3 separate regions of the Homo sapiens genome follow, and regions 1 and 2 are each linked to region 3. A link is a contact called in ENCODE Hi-C or POLR2A ChIA-PET data. All regions are on one chromosome and are shown on one strand. Each heading gives the region's core, a stretch centred on a gene start or an enhancer-like site at or near the end of the contact. The rest is flanking DNA. Distances are from core to core; before and after follow the strand shown. Region 1 overlaps DUSP16 (dual specificity phosphatase 16). Region 2 overlaps ETV6 (ETS variant transcription factor 6). Region 3 holds the start of CLEC2D (C-type lectin domain family 2 member D).

Region 1 (2,756 bases), core at 94-2,593, 2.8 Mb before region 3:
TGTGAACAGAGGGTGGGTATACATTTGACGTTGGGGGTGCTATATGGGACAGGAGCAGGAAATGAGACTCAAGGAAATGAAAAGAATGTGGATAAAGCACCCAGCTTGGGGTTAATCATAACAAAGATTCCTCTAGTTGTTCAGAACATGGTTTGGAGAGAAAACCACTGCAAACTTCAAGAGCTCCTGGTGGCTTTTTTGGTTATCTTGGCTACTGAGCAGTGAATGGGTATAGAGAGGAGAGAGGATCAATGGAAGAGGTTATTCCAAAAGGATTTGGCAGCCATTTGGATGAGGGTCATGGGGAAGAGAAAGGAGCCCCATTTTATTCTCGAGCTTAGTTGGCTGGGTCGATGTTATTACCCTAAACCAATTTGGGGATTACAGAGAGGAGGCAGGAGTTGGGGGCAGAAAAGGGAAAAAGAGAATATGTTTAGTTTCTGACATTTTGAATGTGAAGGGCCTGTGGAACATCCTGATAGTCAGTAGGTAGTTGGAGATACGGGTTGGAAATTTAAGAGGACACACACACACACGCCATCAGCATGTAGAACTGGTAATTAAGACTACAGAAGTAAGTGCAGCCTTCAAAGAGAGTATTTAGAGTGAGAAGAATGACTAGAATTGTATCTTAGAGAACCAGCGTGTTCCGTGTGGGAAGAAAATGTTGTGTGTCCATATATTCTAAAATCATATAAACTGTTGTTTTCTTTTGTATTCTTTGTTCCACTTCTCTCTCTAGTAATGAAGATAATAGAGACTTGACTATATGAATGATGTGTGGGCTTCAAGCATACTATTTTAAATAGCGTTTGTTGTCCTTAAATTTTTTTTTTTCTTTAAACTTGTCTCTAGATGTCATTTTGCTAGGTTTTTGGACTTCACTGATCTGAATGAATTATATTTCAAGGAAACTGGGCATTTTTATCATCACATTAAACTTCACTCTTTCAGAATGATCATGTTTACTATATTATTAGTCACTTTAACTGCTACTCTTTCTCTCCATAGGAGCTGATGCAGCAGAATGGGATTGGTTATGTGTTAAATGCCAGCAATACCTGTCCAAAGCCTGACTTTATCCCCGAGTCTCATTTCCTGCGTGTGCCTGTGAATGACAGCTTTTGTGAGAAAATTTTGCCGTGGTTGGACAAATCAGTAGATTTCATTGGTAAGTAGCTCAAATAATATTGCAGGTCCTGTGGGTGATCGTCTCATGTGTAGGTGAACCCCCTCAGCCCCCCATTTTTTCTTTAGAGAAAAGGAGCCTATTTCAGAGATTTCAAAAGTCTGAAAACAGCACGTGGTGCAGCTTACTCATCTGGTGGTCAAGGTGACGTGTGTGTCACACTGTCCCTAAGGACTGGCCTTGTGACATTCTAGCTAACATTTAACACCACCAAGGTTAAGCTTCACAGGATCTGTAATTATGTATTTGCAGGTGTTTGAAAATCAGTTAAGCTTTTAGGGTTAAATTCTTCCCCCAACTTTTTCAAATCCTATACAAGCCTTTGGGAAACTTTGGTAATATTCCCTGTTGCCTTGTTGCTGTGTTTTTTACAGAGAAAAGTCAAATCTTTTGAAAACAAATCCCATTACATTTAAGTCTTTATGTCAGTGTTTCTGAGCCGGGGTCCACATGCCAATAATTTCAGGTAGTGTTTGATCTAACAGAATTTTCACACACACACACACACACACACACACACACACACACTCTCATTTGGTTATTTTCCTGGCAATGGTCTTGACGGGATCTCATCTGTGCCATACTTTGTTGTGCTTCCTGGGCTTGTTCAATTCTGGAGCTTCTCTGGCCCCTGGGTACTTACTGCTGAGGCATTTTGGTGCCACAGGATCAGATCTGCTGGGTGGTAACTTGGTGATGTGTATTTGGAATGTGGCTTTAGTGGACAGTGGCTGAGCAGAGGAGAAACACTGCTAGCTCCTGAGCAACATACCACAGTGACTCTTGATGTTCCATGTAAGGAATTTTTTTTCCCCCAGTTACATAAGTTGGAGCACCCTAATCCATAATTACTCTGAATTGGTTACCATTACCATAATTAAAAATAAAAGAACTAGTTCTTTCAAAAAAGTGGAATTGGCCAGGCGCGGTGGGTCACGCCTGTAATCCCAGCACTTTGGGAGGCCTAGGCGGGTGGATCATGAGGTCAGGAGATTGAGACCATCCTGGCTAACACAGTGAAAACCCATCTCTACTAAAAATACAAAAAATTAGCTGGGCGAGGTGACAGGAACCTGTAGTCCCAGCTGCTCGGGAGGCTGAGGCAGGAGAATGGCATGAACCCGGGAGGCAGAGCTTGCAGTGAGCCAAGATTGCACCATTGCACTCCAGCCTAGGCAGCAGAGTGAGACTCTGTCTCCAAAAAAAAAAAAAAAAAAAAAAAAGTGGAATTGGCCAGGCACAGGGGCTTATGCCTTAATCCCAGCACTTTAACAAGCCGAGGCAAGCAATCACTTGAACCCAGGAGTTCGAGACCAGCTTGGGCAACATAGCAAAACCTTGTCTCTACCAGTGCACCTGTGGTCCCGCCTACTCGGGAGGCTGAGGTGGGAGGATTGCTTGAGCCAGGAGGCGGAGGTTGCAGTGAGCTGAGATTGTGCCACTGAACTCCAGCCTGGGCAGTAGAGCCAGACCCTGTCTCAAAAACAAAAAGTGGAATTATGTATATTAAGCCCCATATTATAATTTTCACCTGTGAGGGGAATATTCTATTTAATGCTTTTGGAAC
Region 2 (2,700 bases), core at 155-2,654, 2.1 Mb before region 3:
GATCACACTTCTTGTTTCGGAAATCAGGTAGTTAGCAGTTCTTGTTTTCGTTTTTCACCATATAGTGCAGTAAAGGGGAAAAGGGTAGACAAAAAAACAAGAAACCAGAAATATTACTTTGCAGAGACATTTCCACGTACCTCGAACTGCACTAGTTCTGCGACTGTGTGCTCAGTGTTGTCTTCTACCAGGTGATGCTAAAGATTTGCACTGAGCCATGCACACACTGCTGTCTAGGTCAATTCTTAAGGTAGCTGCCTAGATTTAAGGTAAGGACTGCAGGGTGGAACATCTTCTCTTTATGCAGAGCTACCTGAACTGGTCGCCTTCTTGGGTGACCCAACCATGCTGGTTTGTCTGGGACTGAAGGGGTTCCGGGGATGTGGGGTTTTCAGTACTAAAACTGAAATCCCAGGGAAACTGGGACAAGCCGGTTACCCTACTGCCTTCAGTAGGATCACATTTTCAACTGAGCTAATACATACAGACAGACAAAATGCATTTAGCTGGAAGTTTTAGCTGGTAGAATACCAGCTAAATGGTAGTTAACATTTTAATTTTTTAAGAAAATTAGCAAGATGCAAATTAATGACTATGAAGGGCTTTGAGCCCTTGGGGAGGAAGGTATTCTCAAAGTAGGAAGTGTTAAGTTCATAAAAGAAACAATATGAGAAGGCAGTGGGGCTTTTTCATACCTAACAAGTATGACTAAACCTGTAAACACTTCCTGTTCCGTCCCATGTTTTTCTGAAATTCGCTTTTCCTTAAAGGCCAATAAGACAGAAGAAAAAAAATTATTCTTTCTCTTCTCTTCTTAAGAATAACAGTGGGAAATTTCAAACCTCCAAAGACGTCTAAAAGTTTAATAAGCTCTTGCTTTTATATATAAATATTAAGGAGAAACAAACAACACTCACTTTTCTCCATAAGCATCCTGCATTCTTACTACATGAAATTTTGAGTACGTAGAAAACCATCTGATCAGGGAAGACAAATACTCACACTTAAGTAGCACTGACTTACTCCTCCACCTAGTTATATTTTCAATACAAAAATTTTTGCTTTAATTAAACACTGTGTTAGGTGCTGACAATGCAACACCGAATAAGAAGGACATACCTTTATTTCATACATCACAGTATCCTAAAGATCAAAACCTGCCTTTCTAGACTTAGTCATGACTCTTCTTATTGCAGTGGAGAAAGAGGGCTGCCCCTAACAGCAAAGCTCACACTTAAAATCATTTCTCCCCAGCAGCACTTCCCATTCACAAAGAGCAGTGCTACAAAAGGCAGCCTCACTTTCACCTGTTCTGGGTCACCAACTACACTGGAGGGGCTTGGCCTAGAATCGGGTAGAGGGGATGTGAAACCAAGGAGGGGGTTACACTGGGGAACATGTCACTGGGCCTCTACTCACAGAAACAGCTTAAAGCCACCTGTACCCACATTTGGGAAACGTGTGTCTCTGGTCTCCTGGAGGCATAAATTGAACATTATAATATTCTAGGGAAGAGCAAACAGCAACCCACTGAGGGGTCTTGGGCCATGGGAAAGTCTTCCATTCCTCTACTTCTGCTCTAAAGGGTTGATTGTTGTACACTCCAAAGCAAAAGAGGAAAATCAAACCCAGCTCAGAAGTCCGCCCACATTCTGCGGTGGAGAGAGTTGCCAAAACCATTCTCTGCACCTGTAGGATGAAGTCGCAGGTTCACAGAGCAGGGACAACTGTCAGATGTCCACCCCGCAACATGGCTCCCTCACAGGAGAGTCCACAGTTATGGACCTAGGTTCTCTGCTGGGCTGCGCTGGACAACCCGTCCTTAGAACTCTAAATCCTGCCTTTGCACAGGCTTCCTTGGAGCTCTCTGAGGCCTTGGTGACTTGCACCTTTGTGCACACTACAATTGGCTTCCTTGAGCTTGGCAACCCCAGAGCAGCAGCCTCATTGGACTTCTGTTTGTACAGGACTTGTCAAGCAGGTTATGCTGCTTTTCTGCCACCTTTCTTTCCAGACACCTCTAAAATGTAAAGTTATCAGGAAATAAGAGAGGGATAAGGTTTTCTCACCACAATCCCAGAGGCCTACAAAGGCTGCCTAGACCGTGGGCTTTGCTGAAGGCCTGCTGCTGGTCTCTTAAATGGTGAGGCATGTTTTTTAAGGATTGTAGAGGAAGAGTTGTCAAATATAAGGTCAGAGTCAAATGCACTGTGTTTCTATCATTACTGCTGGCCTCTTTACAGAGGGAGTAAAATGCACCCCTCGACGCTGGCAGCAAGTCCTCTGGTTGCATCAATAATTTTCGCTTGCACAGAAAAATCCCCCAGTAACGCATAGATGGTCATGAACTCCCCTTTCTATTTTGCAGACCTAGAAAGCGTGGTAGAGAGAAATTAAATGCCTTTGTGAATCAGCAAAAAACACATAGGGATAAAACCCAGGACAGCTGGTCTACCTGCTTTAACCCATGCATTCAGCACACCATGGGGAAAATAGTTATTTTTTCACTACAAAAGAGGTGACCTTCTACTTCAGACATGTAAGATAAAAAAATTTTTTAAAGATACGGTTGTTTTGTTGAGAGAACAATCAATAAAATAGTAATGCCCAGTACAGTTTTATCCAGAGGTCAAGGTAGTATCTAACCAAGGTCAAGACTGTATTGAGTCAAGAGTTCAAAGGCCACTATCTTCCCCATAG
Region 3 (2,791 bases), core at 292-2,791:
AGACTCCACCTCAAAAAAAGAAAAGAAATCTAAAGTCAATCCTTTCCATTCAGTTGAGCTGTAGCTCCATGAGAGTGGGGCCAAACCTCTTGCTTTTTTTTTCTTCTTTCTCACTGTCCGTCTGCCACATGAGCTTAAAGATGCAGCTATAATTGCAGAAGTATATGGTTCATCAGAATAAAAGGAGGCCCGCATTTCTAGCTGGAGGATGGAAAGGAGAAGCCCCTGGGAACCTGAAAGTACGGGTCAGATGGTGAAGAGGAAGAAACTTTAGAAAGAGACCCATGAACATTATTCATAAACTCCTGGATTCACCTGCCCCTCAACTTATGCATGCCTAGATATGGTTCTAATTGGCACACTAAAGATGCTAAGACCTGAACTAATGAGTAGAGCATTGCACAGTTCCCAATTTCACCCCTGGTTGATGCACATGTCTGAATAGCACTACAAAGGCTTTCAGAATGGAACTGACATTGGAACCAGATCCCACAGATTGTCTTCATCTCACCAGGGTGATTGCTTGCTAAAACAATAGTATCAATATACTCCAAAATTTAAATAAGATCCAGTCTAACTAAATATTTGTTCAAAATGTTCAAATTACAATCCAAAATTACACAGTATATGAAGAACCACGAAAATGTCAACTTCCATGGGGAAAGAAAACACAAGCCAAGGAGGACATGACAGAGATGTTGGAACTATCCGACAAACAGTTTAAAGCATTTGGTATAAAATGCTCAAAATACCCAATGAATGAAGAAATAAATGAAGTCATTTAACAACATTTAGAGTTCATCTTTTTCTGCCTCTGAATTACCTTTTCTCCAAATTGATTACCTTTTAAGTTGGGAGGAGAAAACTCCAAACTTTTAAGTCCTAAGTTATAAAACCTTGATATTCCCTAACTGTGGCAAAAGTCATTTTTTTCACTTACTAAAGCATCATATAAAGCTATATATATATATATTTCCAGTGCATCCAATGTAACATAATTCCATTAGAATGCCCTACTAAGTTTCTACTCAACCTTTGTTACTTTTTTGATTTGTAAATGTCCTTTACATACTATTTTCTACCTTTTCTCTCTTAAGAGCTTCCATGATAGGTTTTCTACCTATGTAATAATGATGGTATCTTGTATCTGAGTAACACTTTAGAGTTTGTATAGATTTTTTTTTAGTGAAATTAACTGTTATTTTCAATCCTAAACTTAACCTTATCTCATTGTCTTACATCTTTCTCTCATTGTTCCCTCTCCTTAGTTGTTAGAACTGGGAATATAAATATATGCATGTTTTACACAAATTATAAGCCAATTTATGGACTCCCACATTCCATCTCTTATCCTTGAAAACTTTTTACTAGATCAGCACCTTTCCTGTGTGAGCCCATCACTACCACTACCTTCCCATTCCAGTCCTCACACTTACTCTGTAGAGCCCAGCTTCTTACCTGGGTTTGCAGGCAATTCAGATGGTGTAATGTCTTTCTCCACATTGTTACTGTCATGCATTTTGCCTCCAGTTTCTATGAGTGATCTAAACCACAGTCTCTACGTTTTCAACCCCAAGAATGATTCAAAACAAAACAAAAAAAAAGCCCAACGACTAAAACGTGTAAGTGTGTAACCGCCCCAGTAACTCAAAATGTCAAGCCTTTAAGTTAAATATAGCTAGAGGAACAAATGAAGCATAAATTGTTTCAAAAATCAGCTCATCACAACAGAATAAACTGGTGTTTGTAAGAATTTTAAAAAGTTGAAGCTACTTCTCTAACAGTATTTTGGTTACGAAAGAAACTAATGTTTGATAACTTAAAATTTCTTTGACTATTAAAAATTATAATTGTATTTTGTGCGGTACAAAGCAATATTATGATAGAAAATAAGAATTTATTGAAAGGAAGGAGTTGGCTCTCAGAGGAAATGAATGTTAGGTAAGTAAAGACAACAGCAATTTTAATCTCAAATTAAAATTCATTCCCAAGAGTTTACGCTCATTCAAAAAATATCTTGTTTTCAATTTCTTCAAGATATTTTGGGAATTTGCTGCTATGGCTGCTACAACAACTTTTCAAAAATGGGCTTGAACGGTGTGCAGCTTCTGTGCTCCCTCTGGCATGATCCAGGAGCACAGAGGCTCTTTAGCAGCAAGAGCTTCTTGTCAGATGTGTTGATTTCTTGTATATAAATGCCAGTAAGGGCACCTTTTACTAAAATATAATTTATAGTAATGTGCACAAATCATAAGCATACAACTAAACACATTCATTAAAAATATAACATGTAACAAGTGCCTAGATGAAGTATATCTTAAAACCACGTAAAACAATACCAACACGCTATGTGCCCTACTCATGTCCTGCAACGCTCATTACCCCAAATACAATCTCTATCTTAACTCTGACAACATATTTTCCCTGCTTTTGAATTCTATACAGTAGCCCCCCTTACCTGTAAGAAATAAGTTCCAGATTGGACAGCTATTGCCTTTATCAAATAGAAATGAAGTTGCATTAGGACTGAGTTCCAGTTTCTGTAAGATTTTATATATCTTTTTCTTTACTATTTCATCATTTCTAGTTTGTCCTAGGACCTATGATAAAGCCTTCTAGTAATTCCATCTGAGAACCTGCTTTTTATCAAAGCTGCTTCTCTTTCTTGGAAGTTGAATTTGGTTTTGTCTCCTGAACAACATGTGATTGCCAAAAGTTCAAGTCTGTTTTTCACATAGTTCTTCCTAACCTCCTTTCCTGTGAAATTTAATAATTTGAAAATTGCTTGAGA

Evidence for each region. Hi-C counts contacts between places; a loop is a spot of excess contacts on that map. ChIA-PET counts read pairs that join two places held with the same protein, here RNA polymerase II (POLR2A). Pooled maps may share reads with other maps.
Region 1: a loop to region 3 is called in a map with no recorded cell type, with 12 times the contacts of the local background. The contact joins the enhancer-like site here to the promoter of CLEC2D in region 3. A Hi-C loop is called at or near these places in 3 of 37 single-sample maps with no recorded cell type and 3 of 50 pooled maps.
Region 2: a pooled map shows a loop between it and region 3 (5-fold over the local background). The contact joins the enhancer-like site here to the promoter of CLEC2D in region 3. A Hi-C loop is called at or near these places in 2 of 50 pooled maps. POLR2A ChIA-PET finds 5 or more read pairs at or near these places in 2 of 52 experiments (CD4-positive, alpha-beta T cell and GM12878).

What each region holds. Positions count from the first base shown.
Region 1 is chr12:12,485,443-12,488,198 of GRCh38, reverse strand. It overlaps DUSP16 (dual specificity phosphatase 16), which reads left to right. Exons shown (of 7, transcript NM_030640.3): 5 at 1,012-1,171. Among named protein-coding and RNA genes, the nearest start is that of DUSP16, 76 kb to the left of the region's middle. Within about 2 kb of position 1,343, at least 3 of the 41 ENCODE cell types and tissues checked have a DNase peak (open chromatin) inside an H3K27ac peak, as active enhancers do.
Region 2 is chr12:11,729,640-11,732,339 of GRCh38, reverse strand. All of the region lies in intron 1 of ETV6 (ETS variant transcription factor 6), which reads right to left. Among named protein-coding and RNA genes, the nearest start is that of ETV6, 81 kb to the right of the region's middle. RefSeq lists enhancers at 1,475-1,574, 1,815-1,924. Within about 2 kb of position 1,404, at least 22 of the 41 ENCODE cell types and tissues checked have a DNase peak (open chromatin) inside an H3K27ac peak, as active enhancers do; they include CD4-positive, alpha-beta T cell and GM12878, where a contact is called at or near this core.
Region 3 is chr12:9,668,463-9,671,253 of GRCh38, reverse strand. It overlaps CLEC2D (C-type lectin domain family 2 member D), which reads right to left and starts at 1,541. Exons shown (of 5, transcript NM_013269.6): 1 at 1,459-1,541. The coding sequence starts at 1,519.